Linked DNA regions of Homo sapiens: region 2 is linked to region 1. A link is a loop called in an ENCODE intact Hi-C map of the cell type or tissue named here. Cell type or tissue: A673. All regions are shown on one strand. Links, peaks and the distances in the headings refer to the core of each region. The heading gives the core; the rest is flanking DNA.

Evidence for each region. Peaks named below come from ENCODE experiments on the same cell type or tissue, not always from the same donor. Only the 100,000 strongest peaks of a DNase experiment are listed, where the experiment ranks them.
Region 2: a loop joins it to region 1, with 5 times the contacts of the local background. A loop is called at or near these places in 1 of 110 quality-filtered maps.

What each region holds. Positions count from the first base shown.
Region 1 is chr7:112,512,846-112,523,818 of GRCh38, reverse strand. It overlaps the pseudogene NPM1P14. Among named protein-coding and RNA genes, the nearest start is that of LSMEM1, 37 kb to the right of the region's middle. In A673, for the core only: no CTCF peak of the experiment used is centred there; no DNase peak of the experiment used is centred there; H3K27me3 peaks cover 2,288 bases.
Region 2 is chr7:112,587,548-112,598,520 of GRCh38, reverse strand. No RefSeq gene overlaps it. Among named protein-coding and RNA genes, the nearest start is that of LINC03076, 25 kb to the left of the region's middle. In A673, for the core only: no CTCF peak of the experiment used is centred there; a DNase peak (open chromatin) is centred at 3,930.

The DNA of each region.
Region 1 (10,973 bases), core at 4,488-8,487:
CAAGTGGAAAGTGCTGCCCTTCAATGACACAATCCTCTGAAGCTCAGGCTGTAGTTTAGATCTTTCCTTAATGTGAATAAGGTCAATTAAGTTTCCTTTCTTTAAACTACCTTTCTAGCATAGGATTTTAAAACTTTTTTAACATCTCAAGTGAAAACTAGATCCATCCAATGATGTGAATGATTTGGAATCAAACTGGCACAGGGTCCAAAATGAATCTCTAAATTATTTAATCTCTAAATTGTGTATTTATTGGGGACTGGACTACAAAGAGGAGCAACCGACCACAGGCATGATTTACTTTTAAATGTGTGTTTTAAATCTATGTTTGTGCTCTTTTACATTTGAAAATTTAAATGCCACATTTAATTCACAAACCCTTCCTTGTGTATTGATTTTTAAATTATGTCATCATAACCGTACCACGTTGCCTAAGTGACATTATGCTACATGATAAACTGCTAATAATGAAGACCTAAAAAGAGCCTCCATCTGCCCATCAGCTTTCTGAAGAGCAATCAAGGCAGCACTTGTGCTAAACTGTGCTTAAGGTGCCATGACTCCCGATAGTGTCTGCAGCCCCTGTGGGCTCTGAGAACCGAGAGAAGTTTGGCACTGATAGAAATAGCATAATTGAGGGGGAGACAGGTAGAAAGTCCTGCCCTTCGATGACATGCTCCTCTGAAGCTCAGGTTGCAATTTCAATCTTTTCTTTAATGTGAATAAGGTTGATTGAGTTTAAGGAACCTGCATTCAGGGATCTCATCATCTTTAGATTTCCAACACAATTGGAAGGACAAAATCTACCTCTCTGACCCTTGTACACTGCTTTTGATGGTCACCAAGAACAACTCAGGCCACTACAAAAAGAAGGCAAAAAAAAGAGCCTACAGAGTAGTGGAAATAAGTAGACATATAACTTATATATAAACACACACATGTACATACACAAACATAAAAGTGTATGCCAATGTGGGAGGCAGGATGCATAAGAAGCAAGAGGTTGGATACACTACAGGAAGAAAACAGGGAAGGCCACTGGGGCAGAACTTACCCAGTTCTCTTTGCATGAGGAATAAGAAGCCACTTCTTAAAAGTCTTCCTAAAAGAAAGGAGAATAAAGTTATACAAACTTGGTCCAAGAGCGCTAGGTCAGTACAGGAAGGAAAAGGAAATTTAGGGACAGTTGTTTGCCTGAGTCACAGCAAAAGAGCCTGGAATACACGAAATGAAAAATAAAAGATTTCTTTCACTAAATTTTCAGTCAGGTACAGAGCATGAAAAACAATACTCCTCTGGCCTGTGTAACAGAATATGAAGGAGTTAATCATCCCTTCTCACTTCCAGGGAATGTGGAGCTCATCAGAGCAGAGGGATACAGCAGCCTGGGCATGAAGTTGGACCTGCCTCCTTCTGGAATCAGGGAGATGTAGGAGAGAATGGCAGAGGGAGGAAGAGAGGGCAGTCTGGCAGAGAGTACTAGCTCCTAAGCTCATGTGAGGCATCTCAGGGCTTTCTGAACCAGCTGGAGAGATCTGAGAGCCATCTCCGTTTCCACAGTTATAGACAGGAACAGAGGTAGAGAAATACCTTTTTTCTTTCTTACATTATGACCTCATAGTAACCCCCATGAAGGCATGACCTGGGGAAACAGGAGTTATCCATTTTTTAAAGAATGTGATGATGTATCAAAGATGACTCATGTCTTGATCTAGCATGTGGCGTTATAGATGGATAAAAGGAGACATTTATGTATGTACACATACACACATGCACACACATGCATACATGTATTATGGTTGCGATCATGTTTAAGTATAGACACACTCTTTTCTTACTTTATTAAAATACTGAGTTTATTTCACATATATATTTTTGTCTCCCCATCATTTCCATGTCTGATCACTGCTACCATTATATCGTATCACAACATTACATACATACTTAAAACCAAAGGGTGGAGTTCCATCTTTAAAAACCAAATAGGCATTTTGGACAACAAATTCTTGGCGATGGAACCTGGAAAACATTTATTAAACACAGTAGGAAAAGTTCTCACTCTGCATCACAGAGAGGACAACCAGATATCAACTGTTACAGAAATGAAATGAGATGAAATTTTTTTAACAAATTGTCTAAACTCTTTTCTTAAAGTGACTCCCTCCACTGCCAGAGATCTTGAATAGCCTCCTGGTCAGTTATCTGGAAGCAATTCTTCACATAACTGATGAGCTTAGCTTCCACTTTAGGAAGAGAACCACCTTGTTCTATACTTGCTTGCATTTTTGCTTTAATGTTTTCTACAGGACTAGATCCTTTTTGTGTTTCAGGAGATTTTTTCCTGTTTTTTTGTTTTGTTTTGTTTTGTTTTGTTTTGTTTTGTTTTTGAGATGGAGTCTGGCTCTGTCACCCAGACTGGAGTGCAGTGATGCGATCTCGGCTCACTGCAAGCTCCGCCTCCCGGGTTCACGCCATTCTCCCGCCTCAGCCTCCCAAGTAGCTGAGACTACAGGTGCCCACCACCACACCTGGCTACTTTTTTGTATTTTTTAATAGAGACAGGGTTTTGCTGTGTTAGCCAGGATGGTCTCAATCTCCTGACCTCATGATCTGCCCAACTCGGCCTCCCAAAGTGCTGGTATTACAGGCGTGATCCACTGCACTCGGACTTTTTTCCTGTTTTTTGAAGGATTCTTGACCTTTTGATCTGGGTGTTAGTGGTTTTAAGTCTTTTCCATTCTGGCTTCACTTTTGTGCACTTTTGGCTGGTATATCTTATATAGATTTTTTCACCGGAGTTTTTCTTCAGTTTCCTCGTCATCTTCATCATCATCATCATCATCATCATCATCATCACAGCAGGTTTTACTTTTTTCCATGGAACCCTGCTACCACCTGCAGGAGCAGATCACTTTCCAGATATACCTAAGAGTTTCACGTCCCCCACCTCATCTTCTGATTCTGCATCTTCCTCCACAGCTACTAAGTGCTGTCCACTAATATGCACTGGCCCTAAACCACACTTCGATTGTAAGACCACAGGTAGTGGTATTTCAAAGCCCCCAAGGGAAACTGTTGCCTGCACAGACATTTTCAAAGTTGCCAGTGTTACTTTAATTGGACTACCTTTGTAATTCATTGCTTCTGCTTCAACAATGTGCAGTTCATCCTTCGCACCAGCCCCTAAACTGACCGTTCTTAAAGATAACTGGTGCTTATTTTCATCATCATTCACCTTAAAGTGATCATCTTTGTCGGCCTTTGGTTCACAATTGAAAAGATAGGTCTGGGGCCTCAAGGGGCTCATATCCATGTTCATCGAATCCTCCATGGAAGGGTGGCATGCACTTATGTGGGAGAGAAGGCAAACAGAGATAAACGACTACTGCTCCAGGGAACGGCCCCACAGAACAGAATCACACCCAACACATACATTCTTATACGCATTTTTGTTCTTTTTTGGCTGAAATAACAACTATTTCTGATGGGTTTAATGACAATCCAGATGGTGGGTGGTGATGCTATTTCCCAAGTAGGGAAAACCGGGAGAGGAATCAGAGTGGCTCAGGGGGAATTATTAACAAGAAAGAGTTCAGTTCAGGACACATTCAGTTTGAGATGAAAATGTTAAGTACGCAGTGGATGCACTATGTGGGTTCAGAGGAGAGATTGCAGGAGATGTCAAATGGGGCATCATCAGCATTTCAAGTCATGGCCCCAGGTGAGCTCTCCTATGAGGAGAGGGTAGATGGAAAACGGAAAACAGCCTAGAACTGAGCCCATGGAACCCTAGTTTTGTGGCTGGATCGAGGAAGTGGAAGAATGAGGAAACTAAGCTTTATGTTGAATTCAGTTGAATTTCGTAGAATTGTGTCTCTCCAATTATAATCCTTGGTTTACCCTAAGGGGAAGGGTTCTATGATCAAATTATATGGGATATCTCTCATATACCACTCCCTCTGGGAGTTTCAGAGGACCAGAGCAATACTTACAGATGAAAGATTCTGAGATGTCCTTAAAGGAAAAAGTTAAATTTTAAAAGAGCATTTCTTTAAGTCAGGGGTTCTTGGAATGTGATCCCCAAACCTGCAGTATGAGCATCACCTGAGAACTTGTGAGGAATGTTCATCCTCAGCTCCCCGCAGACTTACAGAATCAGAAGCTCTAAAAGTGAGACCCTGCAGTCTGTATTATAATAAGCCTGCCACAGTGACTCTGATGTGTGATTCAAAGACCACAATCCCAAACATTTGGCCGTTTTTCTTTTGTTGACAAATAAGTGCTTTCCAAAATGTCCTAGTTGGAAAATATTGTTACTGCAAACTCCAGTTTTAAGATCTTTAGTTTAACAAACTTTACAGTGCAGAATCACTATTAAGAATTAAATTCACAGCTGGGCACAGTGGCTCACACCTATAATCCTAGCACCTTGGGAGGCCAAGTTGGGCGGATCACCTGAGGTCAGGAGGAGTTTGGAACCAGCCTGGCCAACATGGTGAAACCCCCATCTCTACTAAAGACACAAAAATTAGCTGGGTGTGGTGGCCCACACCTGTAGTCCCAGCTACTTGGGAGGTTGAGGTGGGAAGATCGCCTGAACCCAGGAGGCGGAGGTTGCAGTGAGCCAAGATTGCACCACTGCACTCAAGCCTGGGCAAAAAAGCAAGACTCCATCCAAAAAAAAAAAAAATTAAACTTACTATCTCACTTTTTATACATTTGTTGCTAAATCATCATGCCCCAAAATATTTCTATCAATTAAAAAGTGGCTTTTTGCCAACAAACACACTTGGTTATATGCCAGTCTATGATACATTTTAAAATACGCTTTGTTTTGTTGTTGTTTTTTTGAGATGGAGCCTTGCTCTGTCGCCCAGGCTGGAGTGCAGTGGCGTAATCTCGGCTGACTGCAACCTCTGCCTCCTGGGTTCAAGTGATTCTTGTGCCTCAGCCTCTACAGTAGTTGGAATTACAGGTGCAAGTCACCATACCCAGTTAATTTTTGTATTTTTTAGTAGAGACGGGATTTCACCATGTTGCCCAGGCTGGTCTCAAACTCCTGACCTCTAGTGATCTGCTGGTCTCAGCCTCCAAAAGTGCTGGGATTACATATGTGAGCCACCATGACCAGCCTCAAATATGTTTTTAAATTTTACAAATGTAGTGATCTCTTTTGCCTTCCGAAACAGATCAAATTATCTACACCTGCACTATCTAATAAGTTAGCCCCTGACTATATGTGGCTATTTACATTTAAATTGCCTTAAAAAAATGTTAACAGTTTCTCAGTCACACTATCCACATTTCAAGTGCTTGATAGCCATGTGTAGCTCACACATACCACATCAGACAGTGCATATCTGGAACATTTGGTGAACAGCACTGATTTCGATTATGAAGAGTTCCTCACTTTTGTTACCAATGAATCCCTCAGAGCCAGCATTTTTTAGAAGAACGCAATTGTGATATGTGAGTGTGATCCTCATTTTTCCAGAGGATATCAGTCTTGATGGAGAAGATTAGGGAGGCGCAATGAAAAACTCAGCTAAGAAAGTCAGTGGTCGGCCAGGTGCAGTGACTCACGGCTGTAATCCCAGCACTTTAGGAGGCTGAGGCGGGCAGATCATCTGAGGTCAGGAGTTTGAGACCAGCCTGACCAACATGGTAAAACCCCATCTCTACTAAAAATGCAAAAATTAGCTGGGCATGGTGGTGAGTGCCTGTAACCCCAGCTACTTGGGAGGCTGAGGCAGGAGAATCGCTTGAATCCGGGAGACAGAGGTTGCAGTGAACCAAGATTGTGCCATTGCACTCCAGCCTGGGCGATAGAGCGAGACTCCATCTCAAAAAGAAAAAGAGAGAAAGAAAGAAAAAAGAAAAAGAAAAGAAAAGAAAGAAAATCAGTAGTCTAGAACTTTAAGCTCAAATGTCTCCCTCATTTTTCTACACGGAGTCTTAGGCATCCCATGCTCCAACTCTGTTGAAGTTCCCCTCCTGTTGCCCTTGAAATCCTCTCCTCTCACCACTTAACAGCCTTGTCCAGCCATCACCCCTTTACCACCACTGCTGCTGCTGGTGGTGTCAATTCTCACTGCCGTTGTCATTCTCACCACATATTCTGGCCACTCAGCATCTTTGAAACCCCCTTTTCTGCTCTTCGGCACTCCCACTTTATGAATCCATGCTTTCTTAAACTAGATGCCTTCCCCTTGCTAGTCTCCCTTGCAGTCTGTGTAGAAGCCTTTGACCTAGGCTCCACCAGTCAGGTGCATCCATGGGAGATTTCAGTTTGGGAGAAAGCAATACAATTAAAAGGCACCACCCAGGCACTATGTGATAGCATGCTGGTGAGGATGGCAGAGGGTGGCCACAGAGATGTTCTGCTTTCAGCGGGAGCAGGGGCAACGGTCTGAAGGTAGTGCCCCATGCTCAATGTCAGCAAGGCAAATCCCTGTCCTGGCTCAGCATGGCAGGAGGACCACCACCGGAACAACCCACTGATGTGACTTGCATCGTATTCCTGGCTATAAAACATCCAAAGCCCCATTCTGTGGCTTCTTGGAAATTCTGTGAGCTGTCTTTTAATATGTTCCTTTTCAGCTCAAATTAGCAAGAGTGGGTTCTGTCGCTTGTAAATGGCATCCATAGCAGAAATTCCTACCCAAGTTGGAACGAGTTCTCTTTATAGCATTTACCCACACACATTGATTATGTGGCTTGTGTCAGACTCTCTGCCAGGGACTGGAGATACAAACATATAGGGGATTTGTTCTCAAGGGGCTTAAAATTCAGGCAAAGAAACAGATCAGGACACCAATAAGGACTTTAAAATACTGTCGGTGGTCGTGACAGAAATACAAATGTGGCATCGTGGAGACCCAAAGGACAGGAAGGAGGAAAGCAAACTGGGGAAGTCTTTAAGGAGAAGATGGCTCTTGAACTCAGTTGTCAAAGATAAACAGGTGTTTGACAGGCAGACAATAGGACAAAGGAAAGGAAAAAGCATGCAGCAGGGGGAGCAGGCTGCTTCAGTCTTCCTTGTTCTGGAAGGAATGGTTGAAGCGTGTGGTCAGATGGGGACAGGAAGAGTCCGGGCAGCAACAACAAGGCCAGAGAAACCATGAAAACAATAGTGTCATTTGAGTGCCTACTGTGTAGGTTGTTCTAACCATTTTACATTGTATTAACTCATTCATGCCTCATTACAACACTAGGAAGTGGATGACTAAATCAGCCTTACATGATAAAACACTAAGGCAGGCTGGGTGTGGTGGCTCACACCTGTAATCCCAGCACTTTGGGAAACTGAGGCGGGTGGATCACCTGAGGTCAGGAGTTTAAGACCAGCCTGGCCAGCATGGTGAAACCCCGTCTCTACTAAAAATACAATAATCAGCCGGGTGTGGTGGCAGGCGCCTGTAGTCCCAGCTACTCTGGAGGCTGAGGCAGGAGAATCGCTTGAACCCAGGAGGCAGAGGTTACAATGAGCCGAGATTGTGCCACTGCACTCCAGCCTGGGCAAAAGAGCGAGACTCTACCTCAAAAAACATAACATAAAAAATAAAACATTAAGGCAGAGAGAAGACTTGCCTGGGATACAAACACCTAGGGGGCAGCAGAAGAAAGGTTTTACCCTGCGATACAGCTCTAGAGTCCATACTTTTAACCACCCATGCTACTACAGCCAGTTGGGAACCAGTGCAGGGCGTCTTTATATTCCATTCTAAGGAGTTTGGACTTGACCTTCTAGCAGTGCTAAAAGGGTTTTGTTTTGTTTTTTAACTTTTAAGTTCAGGAGTACATGTGCAAGTTTGTTATATAAATTGTGTGTCATGGGGTTTTGGTGTGCAGATGATTTCGTCACCCAGGTAATCAGCATAGTACCCAGCAGGTAGTTTTTCGATCCTCACCCTCTTCCCATCCTCCACCCTCAAATAGACCCTGGTATCTGTTGTTTCCTTGTTTATGTCCATGTGTACTCAATGTTTACTTCCCACTTACAAGTAAGAACGTGTGGTATTTGGTTTTCTGTTCCTGTGTTAGTTTGCTAAGGATAATGCTCTCCAGCTCTATCCATGTTGCTGCAAAGAACATGATCTCGCTCTTTTTTGTAGTTTCATGGTATTCCTTGGTGTATATGTACCACCTTTCCTTTATCCAGTCTACTGTTGTAGGGCATTTAGGTTAATTCCTTATCTTTGCTATTATGAATAGTACACTAAAAGCTTTTAAGCAGGTGAGTGGAATGATCAGACTTGTGTTTTAGGAAAAACGCAAGGTATTTACAGAACAAGGCAGCCTGAGTATGGGTAGCTAAGCAGGAAGACCTGACTCTACTTCCCACGATGCACACACACACATACCTCCTCCTGGAGCCTGCCACACAAACCAGGACAACAAAAAGGAAAGCTTTTGGGAAAGGGATTCAAAACCAAGGAAGAAACAGCAACTCTTAGCAGAATATCTCACAACAGACTTGGGGCACAACCATAGTTCCCAACTTAGCAGCTTTGTGACCCTAGGCAAATTATTAGGTTGATGCAAAAGTAATTGCGATTTTTGCCATTGAAAGTAATGGCAAAAACTGCAATTTTGCACCAACCTAATACTTCACTGATTTAAGCTTCATTTTTTTTCTGTGAAAGTGGAGAAACAGAATGAAAATCCCTATTCCCAAACTCTGGGAGGAGGTCAGACGTGTTTTCAGAATTCAGATTTCTGGATGATAGAACAGTAGCATGGTGTATATGCCATGTATTATGTAACACACCCAGTGAGCTCTGATGCACTCCTCTATAATCAAATTCATTAATATTTCTGCAGCAAAACATGAATATTTACAACAGGTGGGATAAATCAAAACTAGAAAAAGTCTCACATAAGTTCTAGTTAGGTTTTGCTGTCAAAAGATTTCAGGTCAGGTTCATTTCACATTCAAATGAATTATGAAAAGCTTGAGGCTTTCAAAGATTTTTGGGTTTCCAAATTGTAAATAAGGGATTGTGCCCCTCTTATTATACTATTGCTTTAGAGCTGTTATAAGAATTAAGTGAGATAATGCATATAAAGCACTTAGGTCCTGCTATCCCTCCCAACTGTCAACGAATGTGACCCAGGATCCCAGCTATAGAGCCCATGTGCCTCAACTCTGCCATTTCAAAAAGAGTTCAACTGGAGCCGTTTTCATCCCCTCTTTTGATCGTGGCTTCTAATCTTTACTGTCTGTGAGCCCTACCACCGATCATAATGCTTCCTCCATCATTTTTCTTGGGAATTCTAGCAAGTTGTCATGCAGTCGGGCCCCTCATGAAGTCCCCAGGTTCCTAAGGTGGGTGCTATAGACCAGCCCACTCCACGTGCCTCGATGCACAGGCCTGTCTCCAGGACCATTCCCGGGAGGTGTGGAGCTATGGCAAATCACTGTGAGGGAACTTCCTTGCATCCATGATATTTTTGAAAGCAAAATGTTGCTAAAACCAGGAAAAGTGATCATTACATTTTACTAAATATGGGAAAGACATACCAGGGGAATCACACAGAATTTCAGCCAGGCAGCGTTCAGCAAGGAAACATTTATTGACTGTGTTTCAGGCATGACGCTGCTAGGCCACCTGCCCCACCCTTAAGGACAGCACAATTTCTATCCCTTCTTCTCCAACCCTCCATTATACTCCTTTATCTCTATCAGAGTTTTGCTGAAATCAGTATCACCATCATCATCATCCTTCCATGAATACAGTACTTTAAAACTTACTTAGGACTCACACACACATCACCTTGTTCCTGCCTTACAGCTGCATGGGTTATGATTAAACCTGTTTCACAGGTGAAAAAACTGGAGCTCTTGGAAGTCTGAAAGTTGCTACCTATGTCTTTATCTTTCTCTTCTGTGGGACACTGCCTCCTCGGCCAGACTTCCCACAGAAGGCAATTTTCATAAAATGCTGGTTGCTCCAGCAGAGGCCCTGGAGACAAAAACATCAAGCGATCCTGAGTAATGCATATCACACCCACAGACCAAGCCATCAATGCCATTTCGTGTGTTTGACTGGACCAACTCAGGAGGCTTCCCTGGACTGGCCATTAGGCCCAGGGTATAGAATGATCACAGTTCACCTGTCTGCAAAGAGAAGGAGAGCTCCTGAGTGTCGACACTTCCATCTCCATTACGAAGAACAGCACCTCCCACACTCTGACTGAGCATCAGATTTACCCTGAGAGATGTTTTAAACTCCTATTTCCAGGCCAGTCCCCAGAGATGCTGAGATCATCAATCTTAGGTAAAGGCTGGGAAGGTGTTCTTTCTTAGGTGCCCCTAGATGATTCTAGTACAAAGGCAGTCTGGGGAACCACTGACCTAGAAAAATCAAGAGACACGTATTACAGACAAACCACTTTAAACGTACCAAATCCTAATTTCTGGCCACTTAAAATGTTGTGGCCACACCAGGGACAGAAAGGAAATGGCCTGGGAATATTCATGCAAACAGCTGTAATAAATATTCCCTTTGGATAACTTTTGTACAAATGACATAGAGATGTTGTGAAGGAAGTATTAAAAAAATTAGGTGGAATGACACATGAACATTGGGTATCTAGCAGAGGCTCTCAGGCAGATTTGTGTGGGGGCTTGTTGCCCATTCTTCACCTCATTCTCTCTTTTTCCGCATTGCCCTCCCCTACCATCCCCAAGTAGGAGCTTATTTCAGTTGCAGGATAACACTTCAGAAATCAAATGGAAACTGAAAAATTACTTCTCTGGTTAGCATCTGTTTGGCAATATGTTTACTGCCTCTATTCAGCCCTGAGCAACTGCCAGGAAAGCCAAAAAGAGGGCAAGAGCTCTATTCATCTAATTACTTCAGCAGAAGAAAAATGTGTTAATTAACTGACCTTAATAATTCATATATATCTGAAGTGAGGGATCATTAGACTTGCACGCAGGGCCTGGCATCTGAGTAAAGGTTCAGTGG
Region 2 (10,973 bases), core at 2,265-6,264, 77 kb before region 1:
TCGTAAGGATGACTATTACCTAAAAGACAAGAAATAACAAATGTTGGCAAGGGCCTCAAGAAAAGGGACACTTAATACATTGTTGGTGGGAATATAGATAGGTACAGCCATTATGGAAAACAATATGGAGGTTCCTAAAGAAATTAAAAATAGAACTATCATATGGCCCAGCAACCCCTCATCTGGATATATACCCAAAGGAGGTGACATCACCACCTTGTAAAGATATCTGCACTCCCATGTTCATTCCAGTATCATTCACAATAGCCAAGATATAGAAACAATCTAAATGTCCACTGATGAACAAATAGATAAAGAAAATGTGGCATGTGTACACACACACACAGTGGAATATTATTCAACCTTAAAAAGAAGGAGATTCTGCCATTTGCCACAACATGCATGGACCTAAAGGACAAAATGCTGAGTGAAATAAGCCAGATACAGAAAGAAAAGTATGGTATGATCTCACCTGCCTGTGGAATATATTTGTAAAAAGAGGTTCAAATACATAGAGCCAGACAGTGAAACAGTGGTTACCAAGAGTCGGGGGAGTGGCAGGAAATAGGGAGATGCAGGACAAAGGATACAAAGTAGCAGGTATGTAGAATGAAAAAGCCTAAAGAGCTAATATACAACATGAAGACTAAAGTTAATAAAATTGTATTGCATTAGGGATTTTTGTTAAATAAGTAGATTTTAGCTGTTCTTGTCACAAAAAAGCAACTATGTAAGATGACAGATATGCTAATCTGCCTCACTATAGTAACCATTATACTATCTACATGTATCCCCAGATTGTCTCTTGGATAGGTTTCCAAGGGGGATTAGTTCCAGGACCTCCATGGACACCAAAATCTGCAGATGCTCAAGTCCCTGATATAAATGGTGTATTATCTGAATATAACCTAAGCGCATCCTCCTGTATACTTTAAATCATCCCTAGATTACTTATAATACATAACACCACGTAAATACTATGTAAATAGTTGCTATGCTGTGTTGGTTTTAAATTATTTTTATTGTTGTATTGCTATTTATTATTATTATTTTTCAATATTTTTTATCTGTGGTTGGTTGAATCTGCAGATATGAAACTCGAGAATACAAAGGGCGAATGGTATACTCAAAAAAAAATTTTTTAAATACAGGTTTTAAGGACCAACTTGGGAGTTATCACAGGGTTGAGGAAACAAGAGCGACCTAGAGAACAACTGAGGCCCCATAGCACTGCCAAGGATCTGAGTCACAAGTCAAGGATGTCACAGAACCCAAGAAAGTATGGGTTTCTTCTAGAAGTTAGAAGATGGAACTGGGATCAAAGTCAAACAGAATTGAATTCTGTTTGATCAGCATCCAGAAACAACACAGGAGTTGGCTGGCCAACCCTAGATGTACGCAGTTTGCTGGCTTCCTCAACAATGGGGCCAATAAACATCTCACCCTCTGAGATGGACCACTCTCACAATATAGGGCTTAGCTTGCCCTGAAGGATTGGAAAGAAGGAAGGAGTCTGCAGAAGATCACTTTTAAAAGACCAGAGTTATAAATTGCTTAAATTATTAATCTATAAGTTTATTATTTTGCGTTTTTTCCCAACGTCACGCATTGGGGGAAAAAATGGGATATAAAAAATGATGAATGCTAATAATAACTCAAAGCCACTACTTTAAATTATTTTAAATGTCATAAGCAAGTTTTCAGAATTAATAAGTCAGAAATGTATGCATGTTTCCATCAAGAGTTAAATACATAGTTTGGAGTGAAAATGAACAGCTATGAGATGTTTAATTACAAAAATATTTTTTGTGTGAGAGGATTCACTTTTGGTCTTGAAATGTAAAATTTGGCATTTTTATTTTTAGTCTACTTGATGTCCTTATGTGACCAGTGAGTTTATGTGTAAAAACAGTTACCATGGTGGCCAGAGACCTCCCTTTCTACGTAGATGAAATGTGAGTAGCAACGTTTTAGACCCATTGTTTTCAACTATGTTCCTTTTAAATGTGTCTTCCCTCTAATATTACAGCATAAAGATGATCCACAATGCACTTAAACTCTTTCCTTTTAATATCAAGATGACTCAGCCACCCTGTCCTGTACATAATAAGGTTGCAACATTTACAGATTACTCCTGTCAACTAAAAAGTGGTTAAAGTGAAAATTACCCAGTCCTGGCAGACATTCATGTGACCTAAGATTTGGTTTTTTTCTTAGGATTTATAACCTCGACAGTTAATTTTGCAGGCCTCTTTTAAAGCCTGTATTTTAGCACAAATTGACATTTAAGCAGCTTTTTAAAGCTCTAGTATAAAAATGTTAACACCGTCTGGGTTTTTTCCTATTAACATCACTTATTATTTATTATCATAGTTAGAGAAGTGAATCATTAATTTTCCCCTTTTCAACATTTTCTTGGGAATTGGAGGCAGTGGAGAAGACAGGACATCCTCAAATTTATTCCCTTCTTTAAAAAGAAAAAAATAAACTACTTAGATTAACATTAAAATCTTTTGTACAAAAAAAAAAAAGACAATGCAAAATGAAGACAAGCCACCAACTGGGAGTTGTAATACATTTAACAAAGGGCTAGTGTCCAGAGTATAGGTATGTTAATATATACAACTACAAATTATTAAGGAAAAGGTAAACTGCCAGTATGAAAATGGGAAGCAATATGAACTAGCAACTTGCAAAAGAGAGAGTTTGAATGGCATATTAAAAGATGCTCAATCTTTCCAGTAATTAGAAAAAATCAGATTAACACAATGAAATGCCATTTTATGCTCATAAGACTGGCAAAGATGTAAATGTCTAAGGGAGGAGGATAGTGCTGTGAATTAGTTTTGTGTGCTCAATATTTGCTGGGCCCTCACTTCCAGTCCAACAGCCACAACACCGTCCAGGCAAATGGCTCCTGGGCTTGGAAGGTGTGAGCTCTGGCCAGTCCTGAAGGAAAGAGGTGAGCCCAAGGAGCACCCAGGGACCCAAGGAGAAAGTCCTAGGAGGAAGAGCAGACCAGTAGCTGAGGCTTCTAGGGAAAAATTGGCCTGTAGAGATCTGTGTTCCCTGGCTAAGGACTGCTATTCTTTCTGTCCCCTGAGGAACTTCAGAGGAGTCATTCAGGTACCCAAATCTTCCTTTCCTAAAAGATGGAAGAATAACACCCTTAGCTGGCATTTTTGGTTTTATTTTGTTTATGGCTTGTATTAATTTTAATTTTATTGTTTAACTCTAAGAGCATAGTGTTTAGCTGATCTGAAGGAATGCACATTTATTACAAAGGGCCACAGAGGAATATCACAGGGGGACATCAGTCACATCACCATAGAGCCCAATCCATTTGGAAAGAAGAATGATAAGACCTGGGTTGACAAATAATGGGAAAGTAGACAGGAGCTCACTACACATGGTTCATACTATCTGTAGTCATATACAAAACATCATCAAAACTGGGAGACATCTTCCATTACAAGATGAAGTCCGTGTATCCTCACTTCCCCAACTATGTTATTATTCAGGAGAGTAGGTATCTTGAAATCTAAAATTGGTCATATATACACACACACACACACACATACACATACACATATGTGTGTGTGTGTGTGTGTGTGTGTGTGTATATATATATATATATATATACACACAAGTTTTGGATAAGGCCAGGCCATTACTTGTTCAATGTCTGAAGCCCAGAAAAATGAGTTAACTCTTGAAAGAAACAACTTTAAACTGTATTGAATTCAGCTGCTTCAATTCAACAAGCCCTGATAGTTGAGACCAAGGATATCAGAGAGGTTTCTAATAGTGTCTGTCTATAATAAAGGAATGGTTCAGCAGGCAGATGAATACCATCTGGGAGCTGCTCAGCTAAGGGAACAATGAGATGCTGAATGGTACTTAGGACCTATTGTGGTATTTAAAGAACACAGTCGAATTCGTCTAATGAAAAACAGATGTGAAGAGACAGTAAAGGCATTTGAGACATTTAAAATCATTTTTCTAAGTAATCCTTGCATTAAAGGAGAAGTTACATCTAAAATTACTAATAAAAATGAGCATCAATGAGAAGACTGCATTTCCTGTCTATGGCATGGGACCAAAGCAATACTCAGTAGAAACGCACAGCCTTAAGTGCATTTTTTAGAAAACAAGACAGACAGAAAATGAATGCGTTAAGCTTTCAACTCATGATGATAATAAAAAGAACAAAACAAAAAATTATAAATGAATTTTAAAAGATAAAAACAGAAATAGATTAAATACAAAATAACCCCTCAAAGGCAGACTGGATTAATTAAGATAAAGTTAGTTCTTTAAAAAGCCCAATAAAACTCAGAAGCCTCTGGCAATTCTCTCCAGACAGAGAAAGAAACAGAGAGAGAGAGAAGAACAGAAATAAGAATGCAAACATAGCCAAGGATGCAAATAATACTTATGAAACCACAAAAGAATCTATCTAATACTTATATCAATAAATCTAAAATTTTAGAGGAAATAATTGTTAGGGATGCATAGATTATTAAAGGAATATCAGAGAAAATGTACAACTGAATAGCCAAATAGCCACAGAAAAGACTTGAAAACATGGTTTTTAAAAACCTACTGTACAAAAAAGGGCATCAGTCCCAGACCATTGTGTGAGTGAGTTCTACAACCTTTAAAGGAAAGATATTTTTTCAAGTTTGACCTAATTCGTTTCAGGGTATTGAATTGATATAAAATTTCCTTATTTTTTCTATAAAGCTAGCACAACACCAAATTGAACAAAGACTATCCAAAATAACCTTTTTCTAAATCTCACATAAGATTATAAAAGGAAAAGTCTTCTTAAAAGATTACAAATCAAAAGTAGCAACATATTACAATAATATATCATAACCAAGTAGAACTTTTTACAAGAATGAAAGGGTGGTTAAATGATTAAATAATAAGAAATGTATTCATTTAATTTCTTATATAAATAAACAAAACCAGAAAATCTATTTGATTCATGCAATAATAGGTGCTGAAAAGGGAGTTGATAAAATTCCAAAACTACTCCTGAAATAAACTCAGTATATTAGTCCAGGTTCTCTGGAGGGACAGGACTAATAGGATAGATGTATATAGGAAAGGGAGCTTATTAGGGGGTATTGACTTACACGATCACAAAGTGAAGTCTCACAATAGGCTGTCTGCAAGGTGAGGAGCCAGGAAGCCATGCCAAGTCCCCAAAACCTCAAAAGTTGAGAAGCCAACAGTGCAGTCTTCAATCTGTGGCTGGAGGCCCGAGAGCCCCTGACAAACCACTGGTGTAAGTCCAAGAGTCCAAAAGCTGAAGAACTTGGAGTCTGATGTCTGAGGGCAGGAAGCATCCAGCACAGGAGAAAGATGAATGCCAGAAGACTCACCCAGTCTAGTCCTTCCACAATCCTCTGTCTGCTTTTATCCTAGCCGCACTGGCAGCTGATTAGATGGTACCCACCCAGATTGAGGGTGACTCTGCCTCTCCCAGTCCACTGACTCAAATGTTAATCTCCTTTGGCAACACCCTCACAGACACACCCAGAAACAATACTTTGCATCCTTCAATCTAAACAAGTTGACCCTAAATATTAACCACCACACTCAATAATCTAGGAATAGCATGAGAATAGGAATAGAATGAAAATAGCATGAGAATTTTTGCACATTGATTTTGTATCCTGTGATTTTGCTGAAGTCACTTATCAGCTTAAGAAGCTTTTAGGCTGAGTTTAAGAAGCTCAACCATTGAGATAACGGGATTTTCTAGATATAGAATCCTGTCATCTGCAAACAAAGATAGTTTGACTTCCTCTTTTCCTATTTGAATACACTTTATTTCTTTTTCTTGCCGATTGCCCTGGCCAGAACTTTCAACACTATGTTGAATAAGAGTGGTGAGAAAGGGCATCCTTGTCTTGTGCTTCTAGAAGGGAAATGCTTCTAGCTTTTGGCCATTCAGTATGGTGATATTGGCTGTAGTTTGTCATATATGGTTCTTATTATTTTGAGGTATGTTCTTTCAATACCTAGTTTATTGAGAGATTTTAACATGAAGGGATGTTGAATTTTATCAAAGGCCTTTTTTGCCTCTATTGAGATAATCATGTGGTTTTTGTCTTTAGTTCTGTTTATGTGATAAGTCATATTTATTGATTTGCACATGTTGAACCAACCTTACATCCTGGGATGAAGCCTACTTGATTGTGGTGGATAGGGTTTTGATATGCTGCTGGATTCAGCTTGCCAGTATTTTGTTGAGGGTTTTTGCATTGATATTCATCAAGGATATTGGCCTGAAGTTTTCTTTTTTATTGTATCTCTGCCAGGTTTTGGTATCAGGATGATGCTGGTCCCTTAGAATGAGTTAGAGAGGAGTCCCTCGTCAATTGTTTGGAATAGTTTCAGTAGGAATGGTACCAGCTCTTCTTTGAACCTCTGGCAGAATTCAGCTGTGCATCCATCTGGACCTGGGCATTTTTTGGTTGGTAGGATATTTATTACTGCCTCAATTTCAGAACTCATTATTGGTCTATTCAGGGATTCAATTTCTTCCTGGTTCAGCCTCGGGAGGGTGTATGTGTCCAGGAATTTATCCATTTCTTCTAGATTTTCTACTTCATTTGCATGGAGGTGTTTATAGTATTCTCTGGTGGTTGTATTTCTGTGGGGTCAGTGGTGATACCCTTCTTATCATTTCTAATTGTGTTTATTTGAGTCTTCTCTCTTTTCTTCTTTATTAGTCTAGCAGTTTATCCATTTTGTTAATTTTTTCAAAAAACCAGCTTGTGGATTCACTTATTTTTTGAAAGTTTTTGTTTGTTTGTTTGTTTTTTGTTGCTCTATCTGCTTCAGTTCAGTTCTGCTATTGGTTATTTCTTGTCTTCTGCTAGCTTCGAGGTTTGTTTGCTCTTGGTTCTCTAGTTCTTTTAGTTGAGATGTTAGGTTGTTAACTTGAGCTCTCTCTAGCTTTTTGATGTAGGCATTTAGTTCTATAAATTTCGCTCTTAACTCTGCTTTAGCTGCTTCCCAGAGATTCTGGTATATGGTATATTTGTTCTCATTAGTTTCAAAGAACTTGATTTCTGCCTTAATTTCATTATTTACCCAAAAGTCATTCAGGAGCAGATTTTTGAATTTCCATGTAGTTGTGTGGTTTGGAGTAAATTTTTTTTTTTTTTTTTTTTTTTTTTTTTTTTGAGACAGAGTCTCGCTCTGTCACCAGGCTGGAGTGCAGTGGCATGATCTCGGCTCACTGCAATCTCTGCCTCAAGCGATTCCCCAGCCTCAGCCTCCCGAGTAGCTGGGACTACAGGCATGCATTACCACACCCAGCTAATTTTTGTATTTTTAGTAGAGACGGGGTTTCACCATGTTGGCCAGGATGGTCTCGATCTCTTTTTTTTTTTTTTTTTTTGAGGTGGAGTCTCACTCTGTCGCCCAGGCTGGAGTGCAGTGGCGTGATCTCAACTCACTGCAAGCTCCACCTCCCAGGTTCACGCCATTCTCCTGCCTCAGCCTCCCAAGTAGCTGGGACTACAGGCGCCTGTCACCACATCTGGCTAATTTTTTTGTATTTTTAGTAGAGATGGGGTTTCACCGTGTTAGCCAGGATGGTCTTGATCTCCTGACCTCGTTATCTGTCCTCCTTGGCCTCCCAAAGTGCTGGGATTACAGGCGTGAGCCACCGCGCCTGGCTGGTCTCGATCTCTTGAACTTGTGATCTGCCTGCCTCGGCCTCCCAAAGTGCAGGAATTACAGGTGTGAGCCACCGAGCCCGGCCTGGAGTCAATTTCTTAATCTTGAGTTCTAATTTGATTACACTGTGGTCTGAGAGACTGTTTGTTATTATTTCAGTTCTTTTGCATTTACTGAGGAGTGTTTTACTTCCAATTATGTGATCAACTTTAGAGTAAGTGCCATGTGGTGATGAGAAAAATGTATATTCTGTTGATTAGGGATGGAGCATTCTGTAGATATCTATCAGGTCCACTTGATCCTGAGCTGAGTTCAGGTCCTGAATATCTTTGTTAATTTTCTGTCTCTATGATCTGTATATTATCAGTGGGGGGTGTTAAAGTCTCCCACTGTTATTGTGTGGAAGTCTGTCTCTTGAAGGTCTCTAAGAACTTGCTTTATGAATCGGGGTGCTCCCATATTGGGTGCATATATATTTAGGATACCTAGTTATTCCTGTTTAATTAAACCCTTTACCATTATGTAATGCCCTTCTTTGTCTTTTTTGTGGTTGCAAGTCTGTTTTGTCAGAAACTAGGATTGTAACTCCTGCTTTTTTCTGTTTTCCATTTGCTTGGCAAATTTTCCTCCATCCCTTTATTTTGAGCCAATGTGTGTCTTTGCACGTGAGATGGGTCTCTTGAATACCTCACACCTATGGATCTTGGCTCTATCCAGCTTGGCACTCTGTGTCTTTTAATTGGGACATTTAGTCCATTTACATTTAAGGTTAATATTGTTTTGTGTGAATTTAATCTTGTCATCATAATGCTAGCTGGTTATTTTGCAGACTTGTTTATGTTGTTGCTTCAGAGTGTCACTGGTCTGTGTACTTCAGTGTGTTTTTATAGTGGCTGGTACAGGTTTTTCCTTTCCATATTTAGTGCTTCCTTCAGGAGCTCTTGCAAGGTAGGCCTAGAGATGATGAATTCTCTCAGCATTTGCTTGTCTGAAAATGATTTTATTTCTCCTCCACTTTTGAAGCTTAGTTTGGCTGGATATGAAATTCTGGGTTAGAAATTCTTTCTTCAAGAATGTTGAATATTGGTCCCCAATCTCTTCTGGCTTGTAGGGTTTCCACTGAGAGGTACACTGTTAATCTGATAGGCTTCCCTTTGTAAGTGACCTGGCCTTTCTGTCTGACTGCCCTTAAGATTTTTTCTTTTATTTTGACTTTGGAGAATGTGATGATTATGTGTCTTGGGGATGATCTTCTCACGGAGTATCTTACTAGGGTTCTAGGCATTTCCTGAATTTGAATGTTGGCCTGTCTTACTAGGTTGGGAAAGTTCTGCTGGATGATATCCTAAAGTATGTTTTCCAACTTGGTTCCATTCTCCCCGTCTCTTTCAGGTACCCCAATCAGTCTTAGATTTGGTCTCTTTACATAATCCCCTATTTCTCGGAGGTTTTATTCATTCCTTTTCATTCTCTTTTCTCTATTTTTGTCTGCCTGTCTTAATTCTGAAAATCAGTCTTCAAGCTCTGAGAGGTTTTCCTCTGCTTGGTCTATTCTGCTGTGAATACTTGTGATTGCACTGTGATGTTCTTGTGTGTTTCTCAGCTCCAATGGGTCAGTTACATTCCTTTCTAAGCTGGCTATTTTGCCTGTCAGCTCCTGTATTATTGCAATTCTTAGCTTCTTTGTGTTGGGTTACAACATGCTTCGTTAACTCAGTGATGTTTGTTATTATCCACATTCTGAAGCTTACTTCTGTCATTTCAGCCATCTCAGCCTTGGCACAGTTCTGAGCCCTTGCTGGAGAGGTGTTGTGGTCATTTGGAGGTAAAAGGGCACTCTGGCTTTTTGAGTTTTCAGCATTTTTGTATTGATTCTTTCTCATCTTTGTGGGCTTATCTATCTTTGATCTTTGATGTTGCTGACCTTCAGATTGGTTTTTTTGTGGGTTTTATATAGTTTATGATGCTGTTTTCTGTTTGTTTGTTTTTCTTTTAATAGTCTGGCCACTCTTTCATAGGACTGCTGTGGATTTCTGGGGTCCGCTCCAGACCCTAGTTGCCTAGGTTTTTCCCATACCTGGAGGTATCAGCAGGGAAGACAGTGAAACAGCAAAGATGGCAGCCTGCCCCTTCTTCTAGAAGCTTTGTCCCGGGTGGTTCTGACCTATTGCTGGCCCAAACGTGTCTATAGGAGGCAGCTGGAGACCGCAGTTGAAAGGTTTCACCCAGTGAGGAGGAACAGGCTCAGGGACCTGCTTAAAGAAGCAGTCTGGCTGATTTTTGTTAGAGCAACTATGCTATGCTGGGGATCCCTTCAGCCCCCAATCAGTTTGGGCTTTCCGAGGCCCATAGGCTGAACCAGTTGAGAAGCCCAAAAAGCCAAGGTGGTGGCCTGCCCCATCCCTCAGGCACTCCATCCTAGGGAGAACTTAGAGCTCTGTCAGTCCCATAGAACACAGGTGGGGGTGGCCAGAGGCCATGGCTGGGAGGACCTACCCTGCAAGGAGGAGTGGATCAGCGTCCTGCTTAAAAGACGTAGTCTGGCCATGCCTCAACAAAATAACTGTGTCATGGTGGGGTACCACTTCTGCCCCCTTGGCTTGGACTCTCCAAAGCCCGCAGGCTGGAATGGCTGAATCATACAACCAACCCAGTTGGCGGCCCTCCCCTCACCTAGGCACTCCATCCCAGGGAGAGATCAGAGCTCTGTCTATAATACATGTGGGTGTGTGTGGCTGGAGGGCCCAGCTGGGAGGTCCTGCCCAGTGAGGAGGAATGGATAGGGGTCCCGCTTAAAGAAGCAGTCTGGCCACAATCTAACAAAGCTGCTGTGCTGTGCTGCACTGCTTGGGGGACCCTTCCTTGTCCAGACCATCCGGACTCTCCAAAGCCAGCAGGCCAGAATGGCTGAGCTGACTAAACAGTCGAGATGGTGCCCACCTCTCTGCCTGGGGACTCTGTCCTTTTTCAAGCAGGCTCCATCCTGTTGCTGGTGGCTGGCTGAAATTCCAAACCAGTGGGTCTTATCTTGTGAGGTGTTGTGAAAGTGGGGCCTATAGGATGATGCCACTCAGTTCCCTGGATTCCGCCCTCTTCCTGGGGCTATGTGTGGACCTCCCACCTTGACTTCATTGCAGACGCATTTGTTGGGGCTCCTGGGGCTGGAGTATGTAAAGCTCCTGGGTCTCTGTGCATGCCTGAGCAGCTGCTTGCCAAGACTCCACACAGCTCTGTATGTCGGACCTGAGGCCCTGGTGATGTGGGCTCAC